Linked DNA regions of Mus musculus: regions 1, 2, 3, 5, 6 and 7 are each linked to region 4. Evidence: chromatin loops called from intact Hi-C (ENCODE). Cell type or tissue: left cerebral cortex. All regions are shown on one strand. Region 1 has its middle 3.8 kb from the start of Apobec4. Region 2 overlaps Smg7 (Smg-7 homolog, nonsense mediated mRNA decay factor (C. elegans)). Region 3 has its middle 53 kb from the start of Rgl1. Region 4 overlaps Rgl1 (ral guanine nucleotide dissociation stimulator,-like 1). Region 5 holds the start of Arpc5 (actin related protein 2/3 complex, subunit 5). Region 6 holds the start of Rgl1 (ral guanine nucleotide dissociation stimulator,-like 1). Region 7 has its middle 60 kb from the start of Rgl1.

What was found. Hi-C counts contacts between places; a loop is a spot of excess contacts. Peaks named below come from ENCODE experiments on the same cell type or tissue, not always from the same donor. Only the 100,000 strongest peaks of a DNase experiment are listed, where the experiment ranks them.
Region 1: it touches region 4 in a loop (5-fold over the local background); 41 of 42 quality-filtered maps call a loop at or near these places.
Region 2: a loop joins it to region 4, with 12 times the contacts of the local background. A loop is called at or near these places in 5 of 42 quality-filtered maps.
Region 3: a loop joins it to region 4, with 2.6 times the contacts of the local background. A loop is called at or near these places in 18 of 42 quality-filtered maps.
Region 5: it touches region 4 in a loop (6-fold over the local background); 10 of 42 quality-filtered maps call a loop at or near these places.
Region 6: it touches region 4 in a loop (2.1-fold over the local background); 15 of 42 quality-filtered maps call a loop at or near these places.
Region 7: a loop joins it to region 4, with 6 times the contacts of the local background. A loop is called at or near these places in 18 of 42 quality-filtered maps.

What each region holds. Positions count from the first base shown.
Region 1 is chr1:152,744,767-152,748,766 of GRCm38, reverse strand. It overlaps a transcript of Rgl1 not described here. Among named protein-coding and RNA genes, the nearest start is that of Apobec4, 3.8 kb to the left of the region's middle. In left cerebral cortex, a CTCF peak has its summit at 2,108 (motif pointing right); a DNase peak (open chromatin) is centred at 2,117.
Region 2 is chr1:152,837,016-152,841,015 of GRCm38, reverse strand. It overlaps Smg7 (Smg-7 homolog, nonsense mediated mRNA decay factor (C. elegans)), which reads left to right. Exons shown (of 23, transcript NM_001160256.1): 21 at 544-714; 22 at 836-981; 23 at 1,631-4,000. The coding sequence ends at 1,744. Among named protein-coding and RNA genes, the nearest start is that of Ncf2, 39 kb to the right of the region's middle. In left cerebral cortex, a CTCF peak has its summit at 2,499 (motif pointing right); DNase peaks (open chromatin) are centred at 2,016 and 2,518; H3K27ac peaks cover 887 bases.
Region 3 is chr1:152,676,629-152,680,628 of GRCm38, reverse strand. It overlaps a transcript of Rgl1 not described here. Among named protein-coding and RNA genes, the nearest start is that of Rgl1, 53 kb to the right of the region's middle. In left cerebral cortex, a CTCF peak has its summit at 1,974 (motif pointing right); a DNase peak (open chromatin) is centred at 2,481.
Region 4 is chr1:152,523,282-152,527,281 of GRCm38, reverse strand. Rgl1 (ral guanine nucleotide dissociation stimulator,-like 1) reads left to right here. Exons shown (of 18, transcript NM_016846.4): 16 at 2,383-2,637. Among named protein-coding and RNA genes, the nearest start is that of Gm51749, 15 kb to the left of the region's middle. In left cerebral cortex, a CTCF peak has its summit at 2,120 (motif pointing left); DNase peaks (open chromatin) are centred at 964, 2,091 and 2,986; H3K27ac peaks cover 1,578 bases.
Region 5 is chr1:152,763,783-152,767,782 of GRCm38, reverse strand. It overlaps Arpc5 (actin related protein 2/3 complex, subunit 5), which reads right to left and starts at 1,241. Exons shown (of 4, transcript NM_026369.2): 1 at 916-1,241. The coding sequence starts at 1,058. It also overlaps a transcript of Rgl1 not described here. In left cerebral cortex, no CTCF peak of the experiment used is centred here; DNase peaks (open chromatin) are centred at 1,293, 1,903, 2,325, 3,049 and 2 more places; H3K4me3 peaks cover 3,890 bases; H3K27ac peaks cover 3,030 bases.
Region 6 is chr1:152,623,081-152,627,080 of GRCm38, reverse strand. It overlaps Rgl1 (ral guanine nucleotide dissociation stimulator,-like 1), which reads left to right and starts at 1,864. Exons shown (of 18, transcript NM_016846.4): 1 at 1,864-2,097; 2 at 3,153-3,263. The coding sequence starts at 2,071. In left cerebral cortex, a CTCF peak has its summit at 1,684 (motif pointing left); DNase peaks (open chromatin) are centred at 1,944, 2,296 and 2,969; H3K4me3 peaks cover 2,600 bases; H3K27ac peaks cover 1,335 bases.
Region 7 is chr1:152,683,715-152,687,714 of GRCm38, reverse strand. It overlaps a transcript of Rgl1 not described here. Among named protein-coding and RNA genes, the nearest start is that of Rgl1, 60 kb to the right of the region's middle. In left cerebral cortex, a CTCF peak has its summit at 1,963 (motif pointing right); a DNase peak (open chromatin) is centred at 3,478.

The DNA.
Region 1 (4,000 bases), 220 kb before region 4:
TACCTTTAATCCCAGCACTTGGGAGGCAGAGGTAGGAGGATTTCTGAGTTCGAGGCCAGCCTGGTCTACAGAGTGAGTTCCAGGACAGCCAGGGCTACACAGAGAAACCCTGTCTCGAAAAACTAAAAAAAAAAAAAAAAAAAAAAGAATGTTAAGCCAGAAGCAGCAGCAAACATGCACCATGTAATACATCCACTTGTGTACTTGGGTGGTTTTAGGAAGCTCACTGATATTTAAAATATATATTAAATTTCTAATTATCACATAACAATGGAAGATACTTATGTGTAATGATTAGGCTAATTGGTATAACCATCTTAGTTAGGGTTTTACTGCTGTGAACAGCCACCATGACCAAGGCAACTCTTATATAAGGACAACATTTAATTGGGGCTGGCTTAGAGGTTCAGAGGTTCAGTCCATTATCATCAAGGTGGAAGTATGGCAGCATCCAGGCAGGCATGGCGCAGGAGGAGCTGAGAGTTCTACATCTTCGTCTGAAGGCTGCTATCAGAATACTGACTTCCAGGCAGCTAGGACTAGGGTATCAAAGCCCATGCCCACAGTGACACACATATTCCAACAAGGCTACATCTCCTAATAGTGCCACTCCCTGGGCCAAACATATATAAACCATCACACTGTCACTTCAAATATTTATTATTTCTTTCTGTTGGAAACATTTGAAGTCTTCACATACTTTTGCAGCACACAATTAACTGTGGAATGTTAGAGGTTGTCCTTTTATCTCGTCGGACCGGACTCTGTACCTTGCCAGTCTCCTCACTACACTCCTTTCCTTTTGCTTCCCAGACTTTAGTGAGTAGTCAGGTGCCCTTGCATCTTCAGAGGACAGCCTTGTGTGTGGCCTGCCTTGCTTGAGAAAGGGCTTCAGTGTTTACTGCCACCATCTCTGGGTTTGCTGGCCTTGGAGCTTTCTGTGATTCCCCTGCCTCTGCCTCCGATGTCTCGGAGGACATGTTGAATACGGATGCTTGCCCTGCCTCTGCCTCCGATGTCTCGGAGGACATGCTGAATATGGATGCTTGTGCTGCTGCATCTGGCTTTTACATGGATTCTAAGGATAACCCTGAACTTTGTTTGTCCAAAGGAAACAAACACCACCACCACCAGCAGCAAAAGAAAGTTCTGCCCATAGTTCTGAAGCAGAACATTGCTGGTGGATGCTTAGCAGGAGGGAGAAGCTGCTGTCTCAGTCCGCCTCCCAGTTTCATAATCTTTCTGTTGTGTTTTTAAAGATTTATTTTACTTATAATGAGTGCACTGTCTCTGTCTTTGGACACATCAGAAGAGGGCATCAGATCTCAGTACAGATGGTTGTGAGCCACCATGTGGTTGCTGGGAATTGAACTCAGGACCTCTGGAAGAGCAGTCAGTACTCTTAACTGCTGAGCCATCTTTCCAGCTCCCTCATAATCATTCTGATGAACTATGTGCATCATCCATATCAAAGTATGTAGTTGTAATAAAGATTATAGAATTCGGATTTAAAAAGACCTTTACTCGGTTGGATATTTTAGTCAGTGATCGGCAGCCTGATTTGGGATATAGCCAAGATAGCTGCGCTTATGAAGGCTGCATAGGAGGTAATGCTCTTTTTGGGTGACAGAGTAATTTATATTTTATGGCTCCTGTTATTAACTTTTATTAGAGCACATCGTATTTAATTAATCACATAATCTATCTTGTGTTTCAGTTTGGTATAATCTCTCAATGCTCAAACCTACATAGTAAGTCACAGGGAAATGGGACTTGGATTTAAAAAGCAAGCCTGAGGTGAAGAAAGGCAGAGGACTCAGGAGGCTTTGTGGAGCTTGCCAGGTAGTTTGATGGAAGAGAGAGAAAGGAGAGGGTGGGCAGAAAGGAGGAGAAGACAGAAAAGCCAGGATCCTGGGCATGGTGGTTCAGGCCTGTGACCCCAGCAATAGGAACACAAAGGCAAGAGGATCAGGAGGAGTTTGGGATTATCATTGCTTATGTAGGCAGTTCTAGGCCAACCTGGGCTACACAAGACCTTATCTCAAAGAGGGGTGGGAGGAGCAAAAGATGGATCTTCTCATTTGAATTTGTAGATAAAATGGCCACAGGGTGGCAGCACAGTCCAAACTCCGGGACTGGTTGGCGGACACTTTAGCATTCTTCCTTGTGGATTTCTCTCATTGTCCAGGAGCAGCAAGCAGCAAATGCTGCGGATTAAAGGTGACTTCCCTGAAGGAGAGGGAAGGGTAGGGAAAGGTGCCACCGTGACCTCTGCACAGTACGCTCCAAAGAAGGCTTCAAACTGGCAGGACTCACTTAACATTCCAACCATAAATACAACTAAACTAGATCTAAAACACAATCATTCTTAAATGTAATACAAATTATTTTATGAAAGAACAAAATGGCAAATAAAACATAAGACCATTTTTCTACAATCAGTCCAACTGATCTGTACATTAAAAAAAATGAGTGCTTAATAAATGTATGCAGAATGCTTACCTGTTTTTTGGCACTGAGACTTGACCCCACAGCCTTGGGTGTGTGAGGTGAGCACTCCACCTCGGAACCGTGTGCCCAGCCCTGGCTTTGCCTTGGTAGTGTGTCCTTCTGTTGTTTAGCTGAGAAATGGTCACCAAGACCTGTGTGGTCAAGATTATACCCTAGGTTTCTCCCAGGCGTTTTAGTTTCCAGTCCCAGTAGCTAGATCTTTAATCCGTTTTAAGATTGTGTGCGTGTGCATGTGTGTGTGTGTGTGTGTGTGCAGTGTGGGACAGAGCTCCAGTTTCAGCCTGTAGCTTGTGGATAGTCCAGCTTTCCCAGTAACATTTGTTGACTAGAGCAGCACCTCCCACCCTGGTGGTGTGGTACCCTTGCTGAAAATCATTTGAGCATCTATGTCAAAGTTCATTTTGGGCCTCTGTATTCTGTTTTATTGGTACGTCTCTGTATGTCTTCCATTGTGTAAATACCAACAGAACAAAGAAAATAATTCTCTTTGTAGAAGAATAGAATAGAAAAAGGCATAGAATTACAAAAATGATACATGATGATTATTGAAAGTATGTGCATTGTTAATTAACATTGAGATTCACTGTGACTCTCATCAAACCCATGGAGTAGAAATATGTATGTTTTAAATGGTGTGTGTGGCTGGGCAGTGGTGGTGCACGCCTTTAATCCCAGCACTTGGGAGGCAGAGGCAGGTCTCTGAGTTCGAGGCCAGCCTGGTCTACAGAGTGAGTTCCAGGATGGCCAGGGCTACACAGAGAAACCCTGTCTCAGGGGTGGGGGGTGGGGGGAAGGTGTGTGTGAGCACACGTGCACACACACACGTGATGCACATCATGGTGAGTGTGTGGAGGTCAGAGGGCAGTTGGTTAGATGGTAGTGGGTTCTCTCCTTTTTCTTGTTTCATCAGGGTCTCGGGTTATCTCTGCTTCTGTACTGCATGCGTGTTCCAGGCTAGCTGCCTCACGAGCTCTGTGTGAGTCTCCTGTCTCCACTTCTCATCTTAGAATAGGGATGTGGGCTACAGATGTGGAGCATTGCACCTGTAATGTGCTGAGAATTGACCTGGCCTCTGCAGGTTTGCTTGGCTAGCAGTTTTAGTCTACCGTGATGTCTTTCTGGTCCTTAAACTCTATATTTACTGTTCTATGTACACATATTTTATAAACACTTTGTATTAGCGTGTTCATTTTCAAAATCTTTATTGTGACCAATCGGCTTGCTTTATCTGCTTAGTCTGTGTTGAATCAGTGTCAACACTAGTTAGAGGACATGATGTAGCTAACCTGTTGATATATTTTTGTTGAAAAGCATCATAACAAAGAAAACCAGTCAAAGAGGTGTTGATAGACACACAGGAAGACATTTTAGAGCAGTGTCAGGAGCTAAGGGTACCAATTCTAAATATTCATTTGAAATGGACCAAGATGTGTTCTCAGAATTCATCACCAGTCCTTTACCCATGATCTATTCTAACACTTTATCCCAG
Region 2 (4,000 bases), 310 kb before region 4:
CTAATACTTAGATTATAAACCTTGCCTTTCCTGTACATCCATATTGACTAAACATTAGTCAGATTCTATAATTAGAAAGTTTTTTATATTATCATATATTATTTCTCTTTTGGAATGTTTTGGGCACTGTTTATATGTTTGCTCGTGTGCCACATGTGTGCAGTGCCCGCTGGGGCCAGAAAGAGGGTGTTGGATCCCCTGGAATTGGAGTTAGAGATGGTTTTGAGTTGCCATGGGGGTCCTGGGAGTCAATCCTAGGTCCTGTGGAAGAGCACCCAATACTCGTAACTGCAAAGTCATCTCTCCAGACTCCTTTTATTTCAGCTTTATAAAGTCTTAATTTATAATGATTCTTAGGATCCAAGGTACAGTCAGTCAGGCACAACAGTGATCAGACAGACTGCTTCATGGTCTTTATTTGGCCTTTTCTCCAAAACCTTCTTATAGTGCTTTCATTCAAATTTTGACTACCACATCTGAAGAAAATGTTAGTTCTTGGTTTGGTGTGGGAAACCCCTATTTATGTTCATAATTATTCAACAGATCATTCGACACCAGCCAGCCAGTCTCCTCATTCCTCTAACCCAAGCAGCCTGCCCAGTTCTCCTCCAACGCATAACCATAATTCTGCTCCATTCTCTAATTTTGGACCCATTGGGACTCCAGATAACAGGGATAGGCGGCCTGCAGATAGGTGGAAAACTGATAAACCAGGTGAGATCCACATTTCTTTATCTACAAGGCAAAGGGGGGTGGCTTGCTCTGATTTTTGCCTGAAGTTTGATATTTGCCACTTACAAAACATTTTGTATTCTTACCTATTGTTATCTCTTAGCCATGGGTGGTTTTGGTGTTGATTATCTCTCAGCAACGTCATCATCTGAGAGCAGTTGGCATCAGGCTAGCACTCCGAGTGGCACCTGGACAGGCCACGGCCCCTCCATGGAGGATTCCTCTGCTGTCCTCATGGAAAGCCTAAAGGTGAGTGCTCACGTGGCTCCTGCTGCAGCAGTGTCTCTGCTTTTATCCCGGATTGAGAGGCGTCTTGAGTGTGTTGTCAGGGCATCCAAAATGCTAGAGCATTTAGTTTCATCCTAATGTTAAATCCTGTTAAGTTTGAGTTTAGCCTTATTTGACTTATTAAATGAGTATGTAAGCTGGGCGTGGTGGCGCAGGCCTTTAATCTCAGCACTTGGAAGGCAGAGGCAGGCGGATTTCTCAGTTCGAGGCCAGCCTGGTCTACAATGTTTTGTTTGCTGGAAACCTTATATTAAACTTACTGTCATGCCATATGAACTTGACTTAAAACATAGTTGATTTGACTTAAAACATAGTTTGGGCTGGACATGTTGGTGCATGTAATTCCAAAAGAGTGGTCGGAGTAGGAGGAATAACCTTGGCTTGGGGTTTAAAAAGTTGTATTCCACTGTTCATAGTGTCAAAATTATCTTAGTTAGGAACTGTCTAGTCTTGAGAGTTCCATGACTTTTAATAGAGCTGAGTTGATTGGCATTTAGAGTGGATTTAAAGGACAAATTTGTCTTTATGGGTGGCTGAGATTTAAAACAAATCCCTGTCAGACAGCCAAAGCATTTGCCTTCTGCTGACAAGTTTTGGGGCTGTTTTTCAGTCTATCTGGTCCAGTTCCATGATGCATCCTGGGCCCTCCGCTCTGGAGCAGTTGTTAATGCAGCAGAAGCAGAAACAGCAGCGGGGACAAGGTGCCATGAACCCTCCACACTGAGGCCACAGGAGCAACCCAGGGAATGAAGGCTCCATAAACCATGGCATGTTGGGTTTGCAGGACTGACCCACACAGTCTCTGCAGGTGGCAGCTCTCTTGTCTGTTTCTTGCTGTCGAGAGGGTGTAAGTGTTCCACCAGCCCGCTGAGTGTGCACGAAATGTTCGCAGTGCAACAAAAAGAAAAAACCATCAGGAACTCTCGTTCCCCCGGGGCTTTCCGGAGGGAGAGAGGAGCTGCTGTTTGTCCCACTCGGTTACTGATAGCACGCCTCTCACCTTCTCCACCGCGCATGTCCCCAACACGTGGGAAGTGGAAGCTGAGAAGGGAAGGCAGATGGGAGAAACCAATAGGAACTTCTCAGTCCTTTTTTCCTCTTTGGGGAATAAAATAGGAATCCATTATGAGTGCTTTGCTGACTGAGAATGTAGTTGAAATTATTCTTAAACATCTTTTATTATTACTCTCAGTAGCAAAATATCACACTGAATTCTTCCATACACAGGCGTATTTCTAGTCAGTGTGGAGCAAAGACAGTCCCGTTTGCTGCTCCTGTGAGAGGTCAGTGGTGACAGGACAGGGAACTGACCTCTTAAGCCAGTGGGAGTGTTTCATAGGGAGGGTACAAGGCCTCTTAGAAGGTTCTGGGAGAGGCCTTCCTCCAGCCTGGAAACTCCAGCAGGAAATGCCCTTCACTCTGTAGGTGCTCGAGCCCCAATAGAGGATGCAGTGTGGGTAGTGCTGCTGGCCTAGACCAGCAGATGGCTGCTGTACGATTTCAAATTCATGTGGTGGATTCCTACACTTTACAGTAGCGTAGCAAGCAGTCTCAGAAGGCAGGCTAGTTCATTCACGGCCTGGAACCCATTTTAATAGGTGGATGCTTTCAGTGTGGTTCTTTTTGTTGAGTTGGTTTTTGTGTCCCCATCCTGCTTCCCAGCCTCTTGCATCAGTCTCCACCCTTTAGCCATATGCTGTACCGTAGTCATTGTTTTCTTCCTACCGTGTACAACATCTCACCACGAAACAGCAGCATGGGGCCAGCACTTGGGGCCCAAAAGCCTGAAGTCTGAAGAGGAAGGAAGCGGCAGTGCAAGCGTCACTGCAGAGGAGCCGGGCTATGCCCAGTCACAGCTCCTGGCCTTCACCTCGAGGATGAAGTTGAAGGCCACAGAGACAGATGCACACTGTGCACAGAAGAAAACACAGCAGATGCCACTTTGGAGAGGGCAAGAGAAAGGAATAAACTCTATTTGATAATTTATATTAGGAGGAAAGAGGACTGAAGATGTTCTGTGTAGGAACAGAAGAACGGACAGCATTTCTGTTAGTCATTTCCTGGAAAAGTAATATTTTAATGGGAAATTATGGAAACAATCTAAATGTCCAATTGCTGTGCTAGGGTAGGGATTATTTTCTGGGAGGTGTGTGTGTGTGTGCGCGCGTGTGTGTCCCACACATGGCTTTCTACTCTCCCAGAGGGCAAGGGCTAAGTGTGGGAAATAGTGTGGAGCTTAGCTGAAGGACAGCTGTAGAGCAAAGCACATCCAGGAGCCCCAGGTGTCACTGGGGTCTGGGCAGCCCCGAAATGAGATGGGGTAAGGTATTGCTCATTGCTCTTCAGAAAGAGTGCTTGAAGCCCCAGGCTTACTCTATTGCTCTTTTAGTTTGACATGGTATTTGGATTTTTTTTCTTTTTTCTTTTTTTTTTTGTTTTTTTGTTTTTTTGTTTTGTTTTTTGGGTTTTGGTTTTTGTTTTGTTTTGTTTTTGAAAGGTCTGAAAGTGAAACCCTTCACTAAATGGCAAAAGAAACTGTCTGTGCTGCTCCAGTCCCTCCCTGTGTCCATCTTTGTCCTCTCCCTGTCCCTTCCCTGCTACCTTCACCCAGTTTGTGTATGTAAGCTCTGCATTCAGACAGCTGCAGCATTCCGAGGTTGGAAATGTCACTGATTCTTGCACCTTAGACCAGCCAACAGGTTTACCAGTTCCCTCCCTGCAGTACCCACTTCCCAGCTATAGCCCCAGTCTGCATGAGAATTTGGTGTTTGGAATGTTTATGACTCTCTCGGCGGGGTTCCTCGCCTTGCCATCCTCACTGTGGGGTAATGAAGAAGGGGAGGAGAATCTTCATCAACTGGTTTTGTGTAATAAACTTTCGTGTTTTGTTTTGATTTGATTTGATTTGGGGTTGTTTTTCCCCCCTGTCTGTCTGTCTGTGCAAGATCTGCAGCTGCTGAAATCAGCTTTGCCTTTAATT
Region 3 (4,000 bases), 150 kb before region 4:
CACACGTAACTTTTATCAAATGATACGGACACTAATAATAGCAATTTTCTGTGTCCTTAAGCTGCCCCTCAAAATTTACGTTTCTAAGATTAACCACTGTCCATTGACTTTTGCACTTGGCAGTCATTTGGGATGAAGCCTTGAGCTCAGACCTTTATTATAACTGTGGGGAATGCGATCATCTCCAGTTTATAATTATTTTTGAAGGAAAAGAAATGATAGGCCATTAAGATTACATGTGTGAATAGTATATTTATAAGGATAGCATTAGGAAGTATTTGAGAAGAGTAAACAGGGGCTAGAGAGAAGGCTCAGTGGGTAAAAGGCTTGCAGAATGAGCTTAATGACCAGAGTTTGGATGTCCAGCACCCATGTAGATGCTCTGTGGTCATAATGGCCTGCTTGAATCCCAGCCTCAAAAGGTGGGGACAGAGGGAGCCTGGGCAGCCTGCCTAGATAGCCTTGCTGAGCTGTGGGGTTATGATGGGAGATCCCTATGTTAACATGTGAGGTGACACACAGCAGAGGAGACACCCCGTGTCACTCTCTGGCCTCTACATGCATGTGTGCGTGCACATGTGTGCACACAAACACACACTCAAAGTGCCCACATGCCATATGCCTGAACACCGCATACACATAAACAAATACAGATATTAAAAGTACAAATTTAAGTTATAAGAAATACCCCCTTTTTAAGGACATGCATGTTTCTCTCTAGCAATAATCATATTTTAAAAATAGTTGTTTCACCAGTTATAAACTACTATCAGTTTCTTCAATTGATGCAGAATCCTTGGATCTAACCTAACTAAAAAACCCTAATAAAAAACAAAACAAAACTAGCGGTGGTAGAGACGTAAGAATTGTAGGTGGCCTTGGAGACCCTGCTTTGCCTTGTGATGGGGCCATCCTCTGTCTGGGTCGTCTGGAGCGTCCGTCTCCCTTCTCCCTGCCTCTACACTTGGTTTCTTGTTTTAATTTTACTCCCCTGCTTCCTGCAGTGGAGACAGCAGGGAATTTTTCTCAAGAAATTTTAATTTTTAATATTTGAGGGAAGAAAAGTTGCGTCTGTGTTCTCTGATTACATATTTCCCTTTTTGGACATTCCACTTCTTTCCCCAGCCTGGTTCCAACTTAGGACTGGTCTGGCCATCCAGGAGTTTGATCAAGTGATGTTTGGGGTGTTGGGTAGGTTAGGATGTCAGCTTTTCAGAACTGATTTTCATAAGGTTTGTGATGACCTATACTCATCCGTAACCAGAAGAAAAGATTGCCATTGAACGTTACAGCGAGCCCGTCGCGTGTGCGGTGCTGTCGAGTGGCTCACGTCTGTGGGGTTTTGTTTGTACAGAGGCTGGGTTATAACCTTAAGAAAGGGGACACTTAAGTTGTGGCACAGGAGAGGAAGGAACACAGATGTCTCTCGTTCTCCTATTACAAAAATTGTAAAGCTACTGTATAAACATCTAGCTGAGGTTTTTTTTTTTTTTTTTTTTTTTTAAATTTGGTTTTTTCGAGACAGGGTTTCTCTGTGTAGCTCTGGCTGTCCTGGAACTCACTCTGTAGACCAGGCAGGCCTCGAACTCAGAAACCCGCCTGCCTCTGCCTCCCGAGTGCTGGGAGTAAAGGCGTGCACCAACACGCCCGGCTTTTTTTTTTTAAGAAGAAGCAGAGGAAAGAAACCATAAAGGAAAACATGTTTGAAAAATTAAAACGTATAAAATACTTTATGCTCAAAGAGGAATAGGCAACTCAGCCTATTCTTTGTATACTTTGAAGGTGGGCCAGCCAAGGATTTTGCTAAGGGAGGGGTCCTGTGTGACTAAGCAGGTCAGTCAGTCACGCCCGTGTAAAGCCTACAGGAGTCAAAACTGTAGACAGGGATGGAGAGGAAAAGGAATGATCTAGCTCTGGAGAAATCCCCTCCTCCACCTAGCTTGCTCTCACCTGTGGACTCAGGTGTGAGCCTTTCTCCAGGGGGCGCTGTTGTGTCAGAGGAGACCCTGGCACCAGCCTGGGTGGTATGAAAGGGCCCCACTTGAATAGTTCAGCAGGGGTGAGGGGGTGAAGAGATGGGCTTTCCGTGCTGACATGGGAGTAGAAGAGGGGATGGAGACAGTGCCTTAAATGACTTGGGGGAGGAGTAAGATGGGGAGGGGTCGCTTGGGAACCTCCCGCTTCCTACCAGTTACTTAGCTTCTCAGACTCTCATTTCTCACCAGAGTAGATAGTGGTAAACATCTTGTGAGGTTATTGTGTGGCTGAAGTGGAAGTACCCAGCATCATTTATGTTTCTAAGTGAGTAGATCTGATGAGGATGGGTGGGAAAGACTCCGGTGAGGAGGAGGGGAGAATCTTCAACTTCACAGGGCCTTGTAAGAGCTGGCTGCCTCTCTAAGATGCCCCTCAGCTGCCGGTGCTTTGGGGCTGTTGCCAGTGTAGAAATACATCTTTCCCCAAGACAGGACAAGTGGAGTTCAGCGCCAGCATTGAAAATGGGCCAGCCTGCACCCACACTGTGGAGCCGGGAGAGCAGCTGTGGGCAGACAGTAGAGTCCTCGCTGTGGGGTCGCTGGGCTGCAGAGTGCTTACAAATGTACAGTGCTTGCTCTGAGATCTTGTAATCTGTCTAGCTCACCCAGCGACATTTCCATGACATGTAGGGAATGCTGCTGAAGCCATCTCATGTGGTTTCCGCACTCTGTTTTGATTTATTATTTGTTGTTTACAGTATTATCTCCAGTAACAACTGTGGAATTTCCTTCCCACGAATCTGGTCCATTTCCATCTTGCCTGTTTATTTTCAATTTCCTTTTTCTTGGCTTGAAACCTCCCGATGGCCTCTGCCTTGTTTATTTCCTTGCCTGTGTCAACGTCCTTTGTCAGCATGTCCCCTCAGGAACTCTGTCCACTCTTACTGTGCAGGTTGCACTTGCCTGATTTTTATGCGAGTCTGTTATGTGCTCCATGTTTCTACTACTGTGTGATGGCCTGGGCTGGCACTGAGCTCATGGCCGCCCTCAGCAAGCAGTCTCAGGCTTGCTGTCTGTGGCTTCCAGATGGAGCACATGAGGCCCAAAGAGAAAACTCTCTCTGTAGAGACTTGTCTCAGTTTCTCTAGTGTCACCCTGTCCCACTCATTGACTTCATCTTCCACTTACTCTTATTGGCAGCTGGTCACATGAGCATAAGGCCTGTCTTTGCAGATAGGCTCAATTCCCTGAAGCCAGAGCCACAAAACTAATTAATGATCAATTTCGTTTTACAATATTAGCCACTTGGAATACATGCTGAATCTAGACTTGTTCCCTTGTTATGAGGAACTTAGCCCAGCAAGCCAATAAGGTTTAAGGAAGAGATAACTTGACCTTATTACTTGTTATGCGAATTAGCAAAACAATGCCTCTTTCTTACTTCCGGATTGTCATGAGTTACGGAATTATGGGATAATAATGTCTGTTGCAGTAAATCTCTAATCCAAATAAGCCCAGGCAATGAAAACACAACTCAGTTAATATGAATACATGTGCTGTGCGCCTAGATTGGGCAGATCTACCATGACACTATGGTCTTCCCCATATAAGAGACCCCTTAGAACTTACAGTTTCTCCGGGCCAGGTGCTTCTGCTCCTCTTTCCTTCCTCCTCCTCCTCCTCCTCTTCTGTGGTCCCCTCCTCTTTTTCTCCCAAAACCTTAAGCTCCACCTTCCCCTCTTTCTCTGCCCAATCACTAGCCTTTATTTTATAAATTAAGGTGGAAAGAAGGTTTACAGGAAATCACTCGAGTGCTGACTCATTCCTTGTTCGCAGCCCCTCACAGGAGAACAGAATTAACATCAAACATAATCAGCCCCAGGGCTGTCTGCAACAAATGTCAATAATGAATTGACATTCATTTAACATTCACTTATGCTTGCTCTGAATAGGACACGTCTGTAGTCGCAAGATGCTTACAGGGCTTGAAGGTAGAAATGGAGCTGAAAGCAACTAATATAATA
Region 4 (4,000 bases):
GAGAGAGTACAGGTGACAGGCTCTGTCTTCTGCCTTGTAGGGGGCACTGGTGTTGCTTTGCATGATGTCCTTAGCAGTCACACCAGTCTGAGACCCTTCAAGTGTCCCCAAATCATAATTATATGCCCCAGTACAGGGGAACGCCAGGGCCAAGAAGTGGGAGTGGGTGGGTAGGGGAGCAGGGGGGTGGGGTTTAGGGGACTTTCGGGATAGCATTTGAAATGTAAATGAAGAAAATAGCTAATAAAAAAAAGAGAAAAAAGAAAGGTATTTTAGGACTCAGCAGCTAGAGGTGACCCAACCACTCTCAAATTCCTCAGACAGCTAACATCTGACTATTGTCTCAAAAGTCATGTGTCCTAAACCCAGTATGTTGTCATTCCCCATGCCTTGGCATCAGCTGGATCCAGAGGAGATAGCTCAGTGACAACGCACTTGCCACGCAAATATAAGTCCCTGAGTTGAGATTCCTCCAAAGTACAAAAAGCCAGGCGTGTATGTCCACCTGGAGTCCCAGAGCCACTGCCGTAAGGGGAGGCAGAGACAGGCGCTCCCCGCAAGGCTCCTTCTCCCTTCTTCCTTCTTCCACGCCTCTCTCTTGCTCGCCCTCGTGAGGTTGTTCTCTTTAGAAGTAAAGTGTAATATGCATTCCTCCTTCTTCGTGCGCCTGATCATCACTTATAAACAGTTACCTTTATGCTTGTTCCACACCACTTATATCCTTGTGAGGATAGTCTCTATAACTCGTGTGAGCTCACCATCCTAACGCATTACCCCCTCAACTATAAGTGTTATTAGCATCACGGAAAGCCCAAGGGAAATAGGACGGTGAAAGTGAAAACATTCAAGCAGCATTTGGAGAACTGACCTTCCTGGCTAATAGACTTGCAGGCAAGATAACGCTGTTAAAATTATCCACCCTGAGTAAGTGCTCAAGCTGAGTCACATGGGCACAGAAGGAGAATTCCAAACAGCAGCAGCACATGGCTAACCGATATCATGGCAGTCCTACTGTAGACACTACATATTAGAGTTGGCATTGCGGTTTGCTGGCCATAATAGAACACCCCTGCTGTGGAATTGTCCTTAACATAGGATGCCATCGGACGAAGCAGCCCTGAAAAACTACAGATAACATAGGCCCTATTTTTTTAGAAGCCACATTATCAGAAAGCTAAATTCCTTGATCTGTATCTGTGGAATGGTAGATTATATAGAAATTAATAATGAGTTTTATAGGATTATTATAATATAATCCAGTTTAACTCATTCCGAATATCACACACACACACACTTTTCTGTAACAATTGATATTTAAATGGTTCAGCTTAATGGTTTTATGTCAGGAATACATCCCGGTGAGTTTAAAGCATCTCTTTGTCTGGTGATTAATATCAGTTGAATTTTAAATATTCAGTCACTTAGAGAAGCACATTACTGCAGCCGTACATCTCTCAAATGGCCTCGATGTAGATTGTGAAAGTGTATCTTGCTGGTCTTACCAGTGATTGTTAAAGAGATACTCAAAGGCTGCGTTGTCCAGGCAAGTGATCTGTTTTGCTGAGTCGTGCTCTCAGCATTGTTATGATGCTGTTTTTAGGGTGCCCCTCCCTCCCCCTGCCCTGCAAGGCAGCTGTGACCCAAGTGAGAAAGATAAATGAAAACTCATTAACAGTCTCACAGCACTAAAGGTTTCAAGGCTGTAGCACAAGTCAGCTAACTCATCATAGCTGCAGATGGCTTGGTGCTTGCTGTGCCCCTGCTGTGTGAACACCACAGCAAAGGGGCTGGAGAGCTCTGGTCCTGGTAGGAGTGAGACTGTGTAGGTGGACCTGGGGCCCCGTGTTTTCTCTGGGCCTCCAGCTTCTCTACTTGGCAAAGGGGTCAGGTGATCTCTGAGGCCCTCTCAGCAGAACTACACAAGCAGTAGTCCTTATCTTAGATGCTTCTAAACATGAAGACATTTGTCTCCTACTACAAAATCTGGATGTGAAGTAGTGGGGACAGAATGTTCTCCATGGCCACATTGAGAACTGTTGGGGGTGAGAAGAGGATGGCTTCCCAGCTTCTGTAAGCTCAGCCTGTACGGCCTTTAAATTCTGGTATCTGCTGCCATCTCGTGGTTAGCCTTCATACGGACAACTAAAACCAGGCCATCAAAGGTCCACTGTGCCTTTCTTAGATTCAGAATGATTAGTTCCCAGTGAGTCACTGATCGTCACATGAGCCCACGGGGTGTGTGTGTGTGTGTGTGTGTGTGTGTGTGTACCAGAGACATGAGATATTGAGGAGGAAACAACCAGTCTCTGTATCTACTTCTGTTTTGAAACGTGAAGCATGTTTGGTCCAGGCTCCAATGGCTTTGTTTTCTGATTCTTCCAGCTCTCTGAATCCTCCTCTTCCTGTTCCTCCATCCATTCCATGGACACGAATTCCTCAGGGATGTCGTCCCTAATCAACCCCCTGTCCTCCCCTCCAACGTGCAACAACAATCCTAAAATCCACAAGCGCTCCGTCTCCGTGACATCCATTACCTCCACAGTACTGCCTCCTGTTTACAATCAGCAGAACGAAGACACCTGCATCATCCGCATCAGTGTAGAAGACAACAATGGCAACATGTACAAGAGCATCATGGTAAGGGGCCGTCCTGCCTGGAGGGTCAGTCAGCTGTTCGGACACACATTTCTCATACCTGTCTGCACGTGCACACAAGACTAGCATGGAAAATAGCAGCGTCTTCCTGGGCGCAGATTAGTGGTATGCTTATCTAGTGGCACATGTGCATATAGGACATAGTTTTGACATTTTATGAATTGTTCATGCAATTTGGGGTCCTGTTTCACGATGCTCAGTGTGGGTGGGACAGTAGTCCAGGGCGGGTGCCTTGCTTCACACGCCTTCTTGGAACTCTTCCTACGATTGCACTGTCTACTAAATTAACACGCCTTCTCAGTAGTGTAGTTCCTGGTGACTCAGCTTTCTCCCTAAGCCATCTGGACCAAGCCGAGCTCCTGAAGTGGGTGATTATGGCGGAGGTGCAGTTTGGGTAGGAAGTAGCTACAGTTCAGCAGTAAATGGGATTGAGTCTCATGTGCTTCTTACACAAACGGCATCAGACAAGGAAAACTCCAAAGCTACTTCTGATGATGGCCGTCTTTCTTAAATACACACCCAGCCTTTCATGCTGATAACCTTAACTGCGTAAAGTCAACTTGTGGTAGGTGATGAAATTCCTTAGTCAGCAGGGCCCGTCATCGACTAAAAAGAAGAGAAAAAAGAAAAAGAAAAGAGAAATCTCTGTAGTAAAATCTGCACTAAATTTCATGTCTTCATTTGCCTCCCAGCATAGACCTAGGTGGGGTGGAGTCATTGTTCTTTAACCTTTGCGGAACCATTCATTGAATACAGTAATTATTGAAGATGGGTTCTTGCTAGTTCTTGCCCCGAGCTTTGAGGAGAGAGAGAAGAGTAAGACTCAGTGATCTTTGAAGAACTTGGAATGGAAGAGAGAGGCCATATACTAAATGATATTCTAACAGAAGCCAGACCAGATTGGAAATGGTCTAGTGTCCTCCTTGGGGGACTTTGTGTTAATTGTTCAGGCAGTTAGGTCTCACTGAAGGCATCAAGTTAAGAAATGATCAGGTTTGTTTGTTAGGGGCATAACTAGCCTTGTGGAGACACGAAGCTTGAGGTGGGACGAGCACTGTGGGTGGGAAGCGAGCCAAGGAAGCTGCTCCCATCTTTCGAGCCGGAGATGATAAGGGCTGGAGACGGAAGAGCCATTCATCCTGTTATCAGCCTTTGATAACCGTTGTGCCGGGTAAGGAAGAGGGAGGATTTCTATAGAAGAGGGAGGACCCACGGCCATCTGGCAGCCAGTGGCTGGTGAAACTACTAGAGGACGAGGTCTCAGGGTCTTTAGAATTGGGACATCCACATGACATTGTTTAATAGATTGCCAGAAACACGGGTGGTGCAGGGTTGGTGTTGCGTG
Region 5 (4,000 bases), 240 kb before region 4:
GTTAAACCTATACTGCACATATATGTACGTTTGATGCTGTGGTTACCACTGTTTTTGCTCACTTTCTTCATTATAATCTAGTAGAAAATTGATGAGGGGAGAGCTGTATGAACAGACTTAATGAATACGATTTTTCTAAAGCTCCAGTTTGGATTTTTGTAACATTCTATTTTTCTAAGGGATCGATGCAAATGAATTTCGAGGTTATGAATATTCAGATATGCAAACCAAGGAACCAGGAACTGACAGCCATGTTTTAACTAGAAGGGAAACAATTTCAGAAAAACAATGTTGATTTATAGAACCGACTCATTCTCTGCTTTATTCACTGGGGTTCATCTTATATTATTCCCAGGGATTCTCTGCATGCATTCGCTATCCCTTTTTTAGTGGCCTTTTCTTAGCAGGTGAAAGGTTCCAAGCTTTAACTGGGAATTTTGGAGAAGAAAACTCCCTTCGGCTCGTTCATGAATTATAATGCCACCTTGCCAAAGCCCTTCTCTCTTAATAAACAATGCTGCCGATGAAATAGCCCCGGGGCTGAATGTACCGAGGGCCTCGATTTGCGAACCGCTCCATCTCTCCTGGCTAGGGATAAACTATCCCCGCTCCGCCAACCACACACACCGGACAGGAAAGCAAGACTCCAAGCGGGACGCCCGTGTCCCCACCGGGCAGAGACTGGCTCAGGTGCCCACTAGGACACCAGCGGTGCCCCGGGGAGGGCGCGGCCGCTTAGGACCGCGCACCTGAGGAATCGGGGCGCCGCCGGTAAGTTCGCCGGCGCGGCCGCGGGGTACAGGCGGCCTGCTGGCCCCGGGAGCTCCTGTCCTCCGTCCCCACCTAGAGCCGGGCACAGCCGGTCGCGTGGCCCCGCGTCCCCACAACCCCCGGCCGCCGCGAGCGTAAGGATATTGCCGTAGGCACGAGTCCACCTCGCCCTCGTCGGGCCCGGCCTGGCCATCGCCGCCGTCCTCCTCGTCCACGAACTTGTTCTCGTCATATTCGTCCACGTCCACCTTCCGGAAGCGGGCCGACGACACCGTGTTCTTCGACATCCCGGATCGCGACGCGACGCTGGCCTGCCCCTCCGCGGTGCCTCTCCTTTAGCGAGCCCAGCCCGGTCCGACTCACTTCCCTCTTCCGCTCTGGGGCGTCGCCGGCAGCCGCGGCTTGCAAGCTTCTGGGCCTGCGCGCTAGCGGGCTCGGCCTCCTCCTCTGCTTGCAGCCATCCTTCAGCCCCCGCTCCGCCCCCGCGTCCCCCGGGAGCGCGCGTCGGCAGGGGAGCGCGCGGGACGCACCGCGCACGCGCGGGCCCGCTGCAGGAAAGGGGCGGGGCTGGAGAAGGAGGCGGGGGCGGCGGGTCGACAGAAAGCTGGCAGAGGCGGCGCGGAGACGCGATTGGTCGCCGGGGAGCATCACGTGATGCCCGGGACGTTCCCATAGAAACGCTTTTCTGCGGTCCTGCCTTGCGGGGGGTCTTGGGCTGGAGGCTATGGGCACCTCGGGAGCGTGGCCTGGAGTGCTGCTGCCGCCGCCGCTGTCGGTGCCAGCCGCTGGTTGTTGGGGTCCGGTGTGAAGTGTGGGTGACCGGACTCGCGCGTGGGGTGCGATGGACTGGCTGCAGAACCTAGTCCCCTGCAGTCTGCAGGAGTATGAGGCAAAGTGATGCCCAGCTCGGAACTAGTGATCGGAGCCCTCCATTCGGACCGTGCGCCGCCGGGGGCTGCCTTCCCGAGCTGAGAGCCCCTTCCCCGGCTTGGACTCTTGGCACGCTGTCGGTGGGAGGTCCCCAAGGACGGAATCGAAAAGGTCACTTCTTACCTGTCAGTGCTGTGTGACAGCATCGCGACCGGACCTGCAGAATCTGAACTAGGTATTCTCTCCATCTGGAGGGAGGGAAAAGACGCTTGGGCCAGGTAGTGAAATTGGGGCAAACTTGTAGCATTTTCTAGAATCAGTCATCACATCTTAAAATAAGTAGTTATTTGGAGCAAGAATGCCAGAAGAGGGTGGGCGAGTTAGGCTCTTCAGTGCTGAGGGAAAATAGCGAGTGCAAGGATTAATAGAGACTGGACTTTCAAGGTTGTTATTTATTGTTTAAGGTTCCTGGAAGCACGTCAAATCAGCTTTTTGCTATATTCCATATTCCGGTTTGTGAGATCAGAGCTTCTGTTGAGGAGGCAGAGGCACAAAGATTAATCAAATAATAGCTGTGCTCTGTGTAATATACCGTAGTACAAGTATTTACAGAATAAAATTAATTCAGACATTTGGCTTTGCCCTGCTTCGATGCAGAACCACCTGGTTTCACGTATAGCAGAAGGCTGGATGTCATCCTGTTGAGTTTTCTCGTTTGCTCTGCCGTACTGGAAAAGAGCACTGGGCTTGGGATCAAAAAGCAGGCTGAGTCTCGACTTTTCTGCTCTCATAATCTGCATGATTGAGGCATGTTGCTTAAAAATTGGAACCTTGGATTTCTTAGTACTAAGATGGGGCTAATGTGCTTTTCACAAGGATGTTCCCAGGGCTCAATACGTGGAAATGCTTCGAAAAGACTCTAAAATTCTGCATATGTGTGCAATGTGTTATGGGTTATGTAGCACGAGCTTCATAAACTACCTAATGATAGGTTTTATTCTTGCTGGGGAAAGAGATCCCAAGATTCTGAAGGGCTGAATCTAATTTTTTCTTATGTATCTTTTTTCATATAAAATAAAATTAGGTATTCAGAAGGTAGTTAGTGCATGCTTGATGAGTTAGTGAAATATAAAATATATAAAAACATTGGGAATAGAGACTCAATCAAAAAGAGAAAGACGTCAGGATCAAACAGTTGTTGATCATAGGCACACACATGTGTATGTATGTGTTTATGTAGAGAGAGCGCTGTATGTGAAGTGTGTCCCTTTTCCTTGTGAAGAAGCAATGTGGCACTCCCTCTAGGTTTATCATTCAGTTGATAGAAGTGACATTTCCTTGATTAACACTCACATTGTCAGCTAGTAAAAACTCTCGTGTCTTAAGACAGCAAAGGAGACATGTCTCCCTGCCAGCAGTGCTTACTTTAAAAGCCTCATGCTGGAGTATAAGAACATTGTTACGGTGATGGCATTATGTAACTTAGGATAAAGATTTGTTTAATTTTTTTTTTCTGTTTCAATCTTGTGTAACTCCCATAAAAGCTGCACAGCATACTCTTTTAGATGTTAAAGCTGACTGTACTTTTTGTTCTTTTAAATTGAGATTTTCTTTGAAGAGAAAATTAAACACTAGATGCACTGTTGAGTGCAGATGGAAACGAGGATTTAAGAGCTAACATAGCCATTTCCAAAGCCCTAGTGTTTCCTTTTGTCTTAGTTGGACACACACACACACACACACACACACACACACACACACACGCGTTCTCTTTAGAGCTGGGGAAGAATCCTGGGGTAGAAAACAACTTAATGGAACAGCGAGGAATTAAAAACAAAAGTCAGTTGTTCAAGGATGTAATTATCTCCATTGCTCAGAATTTTGGTCCTCGGGTAGATTGTGTTAAATTTTACAGGTTTCTTTTCTTTTCTTTCTTTTTTTCATAGTGCCTCACAGTGCTTAGGCATCACCACTGCTAAGTAATCAACTAATTTCCTCACAAAGTAATTCTGAGATAGCATTTAAAATTTAGGATTTTAATGGCTACCTTAATTAACTTCCCTCCTATCCATTTGCTAATAGTTGTTTGTTTGCTTGTTTGTTTTTCTTTACAAGATTTAAAGGAAATGTTTGTCTCTGAAGAAACCTGTTCTTAATTATCTTCCAGTTAGAAAATGCACAGTATTCTACTGTCTCGTAAATTCTATATTTTTACTGTTACCTATGATACTGAATCACCATCTTAGGCAATTTTATTTTATTTTTGGGGGGTTTTTCAAATGAATACTTTCCTCTTATATAAAGGATTTGCTTGGCTTAAGATGTACTTATGATGCAAATAACTAGGCTATCTGAATTT
Region 6 (4,000 bases), 100 kb before region 4:
GGCCTACAGCTCCTAAGGGGGAAGGGCAGTAGGGAGAAAATGGAGCCTTCTGGACAGCTCTCCGTGCACTAGGTGACTTGCACATTTCTTTATTTAACCCTTTCTGAAATTCTGTGAGGTTTGTCCTACTTTGTAGCCAAGGAAGCAAATCGGAGGGAAGCCATGGAAATGTACTCTGACTTCCACTCTTAAGGCTGGGCTTGAAGGCTGGGCTTGAACTGGGTTCTGTTGTCATTCCCTTTACAGCCAGAACCCAAGTCAATAGGATGAGAAGAAGGGAGAGCTACAGCCTGAGAGGCTTGTGAGGCCCAAGCCACCTTTCCCAGGAATTTCTGGAGAAGAAACTGCTTTTGTGAAGAAGTTTTTCAACAGTCTTAAAACTTGCAGCACAGATTAGGTTACAGCGGTGGTGAAATTAACTGAAGTGTTGCTCATCTGTCCTGGGCTGCCTCTTGAGGTCTTCAGAATCACCAAGGAGACTCATCTAGGTGTGACCTGGGGCCCTGAGGCAGATAAGAAGCCTGAGGTAGGGCCGCCACATGTTTTCCCTCTGGCTCCTGGGACACTCTGTTCTGAGTACTGAGCACAGCAGAAGGAATGTGTGTGTGTGTGTGTGTGTGTGTGTGTGTGTGTGTGTGTGTGTATGTGTGTTTAATATTTAAATTATAGAAACATCCACTTTGGTTGTAAAAGATCATTCTCTCTACAGTCTTGAACTCCTGAAGCATGGGTCTTTATGAGGAGCGTTTGACTGACTTGAAGACATCCTTCAGTGTGCAGAGATCCTTTGCTTGCTTGGTGTAGCCTCTGTCATTTCTGATGCCCTTCTGGAGACATCAGTGCACTGATTGCCTAACTTTTCAGCTCATGGTATATTCAGTACTAACCAAAGCTCAGCACAGCAATCTGGAGGAGGTCCTTTTCAGTTTGACATGTGTAAAACATGACATTTTTGTAATTGGTGTGGAGTTCTGACAGGTACAGTTTGGCTACCTGACTATGGGCTATCTCTTGCTGTTGATTTATTGAAACTAGATCTTTTAAAGTGTAATGTATTGTCCCCCACAGACTATTGTGTTAAGATAAAATTCTTTTCAGCATTGTCCTTTGAAAGGCTTTCCCTACAGTGATTATCCCTCTGTGTCCCCACAGTGCACACCCCCCATGGCTACTCACAGAGGCTCCAGAAACCCCTAGGACCACTTATGGCCTCTGTCACAAACTGTCAGATCCTGCAAAACTCTCTGCTCTCACCAGCAGTAGCCAGTAAGCCTTATCAGACTGGGTGGTGGAGTTGATGCATGCCTGTAATCTCAGCACTCAAGAGACAGAGGCAGGAGGATTGCCAGAAAAGTTCTAAGTGTTCAAGGCTAGCCAGGACCACCTTTTGTTTAAAAAAAAGAAAAAAAAAGCAAGAAAGCCACAAACAAGAGTGGGCAGTAGGAACAAGTCCAGGCAGTTGCAGGTGCGGGGCAGGGTAGAGCCGCTGGGCACGGTTTTTAGATACCCAGATAGCTTTTGACTTTATCCTAATGAAAATCTTCCCCCCAAATCGAGGGGACTCTGATTTAATTGCTGTAAATTCCAAATAGCAAGCAGATCACACAAGAATCCCTAATCCCTAACAGTTTCCTTCAGTAAAGCAGACGGAGGCTGCGCACATGTCCCATGGCACACATGGTTCTATTTTGTCACCTGGTGGCCACCAGGAAACCCCGATGAAGCGGTCTACTTGAAAGCATCGTTTCCCCACCACTCTGAGCTGGAGAAACGATTGCTTGCTCCCTTGATCCGCGGGGCTTCCGAAAGGGAGAGTGCGCTCACAAGCACAAACAGGAAAGCCTGACATCACGGAGCGGCGGGGAGGAGTCTGCTGCCGCGGGCTCCCGGGCTGCCTGCTCGCTGGCCGGCGCTCCTTTGTGGCCCGGTCGCGCGCGGCGGCGGCGGCGGCAGTCGGGCAGCAAGGCGCGTGGGAAGCGCGGGGACCCGGAGCCGGGCCAGAGAGACGCCCCGACCGCCTCGGAGCAGGGCGCACCATGCAGCGTCCGTGTGCCGGAAAGAAAACTGAGAATGAAATTACTTTGGCAAGCTAAAATGGTAACGCCAGCTCCCCGCCTTCCCCTGACGCTTCTCTGCTGGGGGACTCGTCCCATCTCCCGCTTTCTCGGGCCGGGTTGTTGGAGCACTGTCTAACTGATCAGAGCCACCCGGACCCCACTCTCTAAGAGGAGCTTTCTCATTCTGCTTTGTGTCCTTCCCCTCTCTGTGCCTCTTCTCCCTAGAAACGATGCCTGTGTTCTCAGGCATCGCCTGCGGGGTGTCTGGGACAGGCAGATGCGTGTCAGGAGAGCAGAACTTGGAAAGGACAGAACTCAGTCTGGGGGAGCGGCGCCGCGCTCTGCTTCCCAGCGGCAGCCCTTTAACACAGATCCGAGGTTTAGCTGGCGACATGGCTATCCAGGGGGTCGCTGTGTAAATTTCAGTGGAAGCTGCATGAAGATGTTTTGCTTTCTCGGCACTTGCCAGAGGGGCTTTTCTTTTCTTTTCTTTTCTTTTCTTTTCTTTTCTTTTCTTTTCCTTTTTTCTTTCTGGAAATAAAAACTTTCCATACCCCACATAACTTTTTTTTGGGTTTCAAAATAGTAAGAGGAGAAAAAGAGGTACAACTTCACTTCCCAAAGAGGGCTCTTGGTATTAAAACACTTGTTTGAGGGAGTTTAACATCGACATTGCTCAAATGTTTGTGTACTTTGAGAAGTATAAACTCTTGTTTTTGCAAATGAGTTATTTTTTCCTTTCACTTAAGTGGACAGAGTTGATCAGGACTAAACCACAGTTTCCTTAAGAAGGAAAAAAAAAAACTTGAAAAGATGATTTAAGATACGTGGCTAGGTTAGGAAAAGTAACTGACCAGAGAAGGGAGAAGTCGGAGGCTCCTGATACCGCAGGAAAAGGCTGCCAGCCAAGAAAATCTCAGCCTTGCCTATTGCAGGGTGTCCTGTGTTGCTCTGTTTGGAGGATTTACTCAAAGGCTTGGAGAGCCTTTGTAAGCAGGGAAGCAGCTGGGATAGATTGTGGTTAGCCAAGGGGGAAGAAAACAACAACACACACTACGACCCTCTTTTTCTTTCTTTTTATCCTGTCCCTGGCAGAGCTCGATTCAGGACTGGGGTGAAGAGGTAGAGGAAGGAGCTGTTTACCATGTCACCCTCAAAAGAGTCCAGATTCAACAGGCGGCCAATAAAGGAGCGAGATGGCTAGGGGTGAGTAGCGCTTCCGAGATCTTGAACTTTGGAACAGTGTCTTTGCTCTTCTGTGAATATCATTATTATTTAGCCAAGGTAGCCCCCCCCATCCCCTTTTTCTCCCCCTTAGTCTTAAAAAGGAAACTGCTGATGGCCAAGTGTTTGCTCTAGCTGGACAGGTCTGTTTTAGGACTTGTGTTTTCCTAAGCATCTTCCCTAAGTCTGTCAATAATTCAGAACCTTCCGGAAACATCTTGAGGTATTTGGCAAACAGGCTGGGGGTGTTGTGGCAGAAGAGGACAGACACACAGAGACCTGGTCAGAGAGCACTACTAGCTTCTACATGTGTCATAAACCGCTGTGCCCAGAAGATAACCTTTTCTCTCTCTCCTCCTTACACAGTGATGCCAACAGCCCAGTCCCCACTCCCAGAAGTTCAGAGGCCATTCAGACCCGCTTCCTTTGAGGGGCGGCAAGGTTTCCCATTGTGACCTCCTTTCTGTAGAATGGGAGTAGACTGATATATACTTAGTCTTGGGGCTTTGCCTGTAGAGTATGGAGTCGGTGGCAGACACTCGGAAAAAATCTGCTTTCCATAAACTATTGGGGAAGGTCATGTGAGTTCTTAATTCGACCAATGAATCTTTCAACACATCCCAAATGAAGGGACTATGCAAGGCAGAGAGCCTGGCGGTGGGATCAGGAACATGTGGGAGAGTGGAGAGAGAGTAGTTACAGATGACACAGGGAGGAAC
Region 7 (4,000 bases), 160 kb before region 4:
TTTGGTCCAGACTGTGAGGAGTAAGGGAGGGAGGGGCACAAGTTTGGATTGCCAACATCTGTTTAAGCTAAACTGTGTGAATGGAGGGCCAGTCTCTGTGAGACTAGCAGGGCAGGTCCCTCTGGTATCCAGAATCCCTGGCAAGCACAGCTGGAGCCGAGGCCTGGGGACTCACAGGCCCATCCCCCTCCTGAAGAGCAGGGGAAAGGAGTCAGTGAGTGGCTGCTGGAATGGCTGCCACATGTGGCTTGAGAGGCTTCAAGGGACTGGATTTACAGATCGTGTCCTGTAAGGAAAATCCGCAAGTGTGAGTAAGGAGTGAAAGGGCTGACTGAAAGGGGGTTTTTGCTTCTGTTTTCTGACTCCTTGTGGTGGCGCAGCTGTTTATCTTGTGTGGAAGGGTAGGGTCAGGAAGCTGACAGGAGCCAGGGATGGGAGGAACTGACCAAGTGAATCCCGAGGAATCTGAACACAGTGTGGTAGACTGCGGTGGTCCAGAGAGCAAGAGCACATTTTCCATAACCTTGGCCTTTCCCCTGCTACTGCATTAAAGAGTGTCAGGATTTTCCTTTAGGTGTTAAAGTTAGAGTCATGTTCTTTCCTGCTAACTTTTTATGTTAGTTTACCAGCACCGAGTTTCATTAGTTACACACACACACACACACACACACACACACACACACACACACACACACATTCACACACTCACTCATGCGCGCTCCTTATTGTGCTATCCTGCTTCATTTTTCTCTGCCCACCTCCCCTCCCTCCCTCCCTCCCTCCCTCCCTCCCTCCCTCCCTCCCTCCCTCCCTCCCTCCCTCCCTTGTCTGTGTCCTTCCTCCTCTGCTCTCAATTCCCCTAGTACTTTTGTGCCACGCCCATTTTTCAATCTAGGTTAAAGACATGAGAAAAAACACACAGTAGTTGTCTTTATGAGTATGGTCCATTTTGTTTAACATAACAATCTTGTGTTCTGTTTTTCTGAAAAAAAAAAGTCATGATTTCATTAATTCTTTTCTCTTTATGGCTAAGGAAAATTCCTCGTGTGTATGCACCGTAATTTCTTCACCAGCTGTCTCTTGATGGACATCTCGGCTAGTTCTGTGTCCTGGCGATTGTGACTGTGTAGCAGTAAATATGGATGTGCAAGTATCTTTATGATGTGCTGACTTAGGTCTGCAGATCTGTTCTCAGGAATGGTAGAGCTGGGTTCCTTAGGGACGTCCATACAGACTTCCACAGTGGCTCGTCCTCGTGCACACTCTGACTAGCCATAAGGGTCTCTTTGCTGCTTCCTCACCAACACCGGCTGTGGTTTTCTTGGTGTTAGCCATTCAGACCGAGTGAGGTGGACTCTCAAAAACAGTTTTATGTGCATTTCCCAGGTGACAAAGGAGGCTACATACTTTCCCAAGTGTTTCCTGTGTCTGAGAACCGTCTCAGTTCCACAGCCCATCTTCTGACTTTTTGGTGTTGAGTCGTTCCTGTTCTTTATGTATTCTAGATATTAACTCCCTGTCCTATGATTGTTGACAAAGCTTTTTGTTCCCCATGAAGCTGACTCTTCACTTGGCCATTTCCCTTCACAAAGCCCCAAATCAACATGACCACAATTCCGTGGCAAGTGAAGGTCATAGAAAGATGGTGTAAGAATAGAATTGTTCTGAGTCAGAGAGATCTATTTTCAAAATTGGACTCTTCTGTGTGACCTTGGAAAAATCACTCAGGTTCTCCAAGCTCCGGTTGCGATTTAGGAAGGACTTATTGCTTACTGCAGAGAGTGGTCTGTGTAGAACCTTCCAGCACCTCTCCTGGTATTTGGAAGTGCCTCCTCCTCATATGGATCTGACTGCTCATTGATCATGTTTAAGAGCTCTCACCACCCTACTTACTTTTTTTCCCTGCATTATTGCCCCTTATGTGAGGGCTGGTCAATTGCTAAGTCACGACTTCTCCTTCCTCCTGGGGGCAGCATGCTTCTGGATGTAGTTTTAGCATGGCCCTTAATGTTTACCGCCTTGAAGTTGGAAGTCAGATTGCTCTAGTGCTGTTCAGTCAGGAAGCATCAGGGTAGCTTAGCCTTGTATTCATAAAGTCGCTGTTAAGAACTTGGAATCCAGAATGTTCTTGTTTGGTTTTCCTGGAAATAGCAAGGTTAGTCTGTGGTGCTGAGAAAACTGAAAAGGAGTGGAAAGGCCTTTGTATTACCATGGTACAGCAAGTTCAGAACGAAGCATTTGTTTTGGTTCATGGCTTGATGGAAGATGACCCATCATGGCAGAGAAGGTGTGGTGGGAGCCTAAAGTGGCTTGTTATATCTTAGCTACTGTTGCAGGATTTTCCCTGTCCAATTACATTAGTGCAGAGGAGGTCTGTGATTGGGCAGGGAAAAGGAAGGCAGAGCTAAGAGTTGCAGCGACCGGGATCATTTCAGGGTAGGAGGAGAAGAAAGATTGTTGCAGATGTGAACTCACGTGTATTTACCAGCTACAAGAACTTGTGGTATTGTAAGGTTAGATTAATTGGGATAAAGCTTTTATCATTATCAATTGGCTCTGAAATTATTGTATTGGCATCTTGTAAATTGTGATATTATTGATACATAAATCTGATTGGTTAATTAAGCTTTAAGTGTCTTGATTTTACCAGGTTACTGGGTATTGTGATATGCAACCGCGAGGTTGGAGATTCCATTTAGTTACTGGAATGTGGGATCTCCGACTACATGGGTTTATGACTGAGGAAGAACTGGCAGCTCCCAGAACAAGCGAGCCAGATGCTCTGGAGAGAGTTGATGACAGCGGCAGCAGGAGTGAGGGAGCGTGTTTGGGCCCTGAGGAGAGCTGGTGGGAAATATTTTTTAATATTTCCTGAAACATATCAGTCTACAGTCAGGAAGCAGAGATGAACTGGGGAAGAAACTGCCTTCCTCTTTGATCCCCTTTTATTTAGTTTGAAACTGAAGCCTATTGGATGATGTCACGTGATATTCAAGGTGGGTCACCCTCTTCAGTTGAGCTGGTCTGCAATACTATCACTTACGGATACGTTTCCTTGGCAAATCAAAACCCGGTCAGGTTGGTAATGAAGATTAACCATCACAGTTCTGTAAAGGTCAAGGAGGAATGGATGACCTAAGGAAAGAGAAAAGAAGCTGCAGCCCAGCTGGGGTGAACCGGGACTGAGGGTGGAATGGTCCTTCCCTCCAGACAGATGCTGGAATGTATTTCATGAGGACTCTGGAACAAAAATCCCACATTCCAGTCATTTTTCATTTGCTGGTATAGAAATTGAGGTGATTCAGCTTGGTTATCAAATACTGTGATGCGTGTGGAAAATGGGCAGATAAAATGGTCCGACTAGACCATGGCAACATCTGTCCAAACTATAGCCCTTAGCGAAAACCTAATCCAGGATCAAACAGAAGTTCTGCCGACGTACACAAATCACTTAACACAGCTTTTAGAAGACTTTTAGTTGGCTGACTGGCTCTAGACTGAAGGATGATGAGAAATCCAGACATTCTGCTGGGAACGTGTACAGCTTTAAAGAAAGTGTTAAATTCCCACTCAGTACCTATTTAATATATCCCAGCAAGGTCTTTCTCATAGGCTGTGTTGAAAGCACTCCTGGTGTTCCTATATAAAGCAGTTTTCCAAACGGATTTTAACAATCTGATTAAAATGTGAAAACAAAATTTAGTTTTTGGTTCTTTCATTTAGGCTTAAAGGTGTTTTGTTGTTCAGTTCAAAACAATGTATTTTTTTCTTTAATGGATTGTAGAGATGAAAATTTTAAATTTCTCCCCCGAGTATGTACAGGAATACTAGAGGCATTCCCCACAGGACAGTGCGTCCGCACAAGAGGAGGAGAGAAAAGCATGCAGGAAGGAAAAGGAGTTGCAGCATTAATGTCTTTTTATGTGTGTGGCTGTCTTGCCTGTGTGTATGTCTGTGTGCTATGTGTGTGCCTGGTGTCACTGGAGGCCGAAACAGTGCA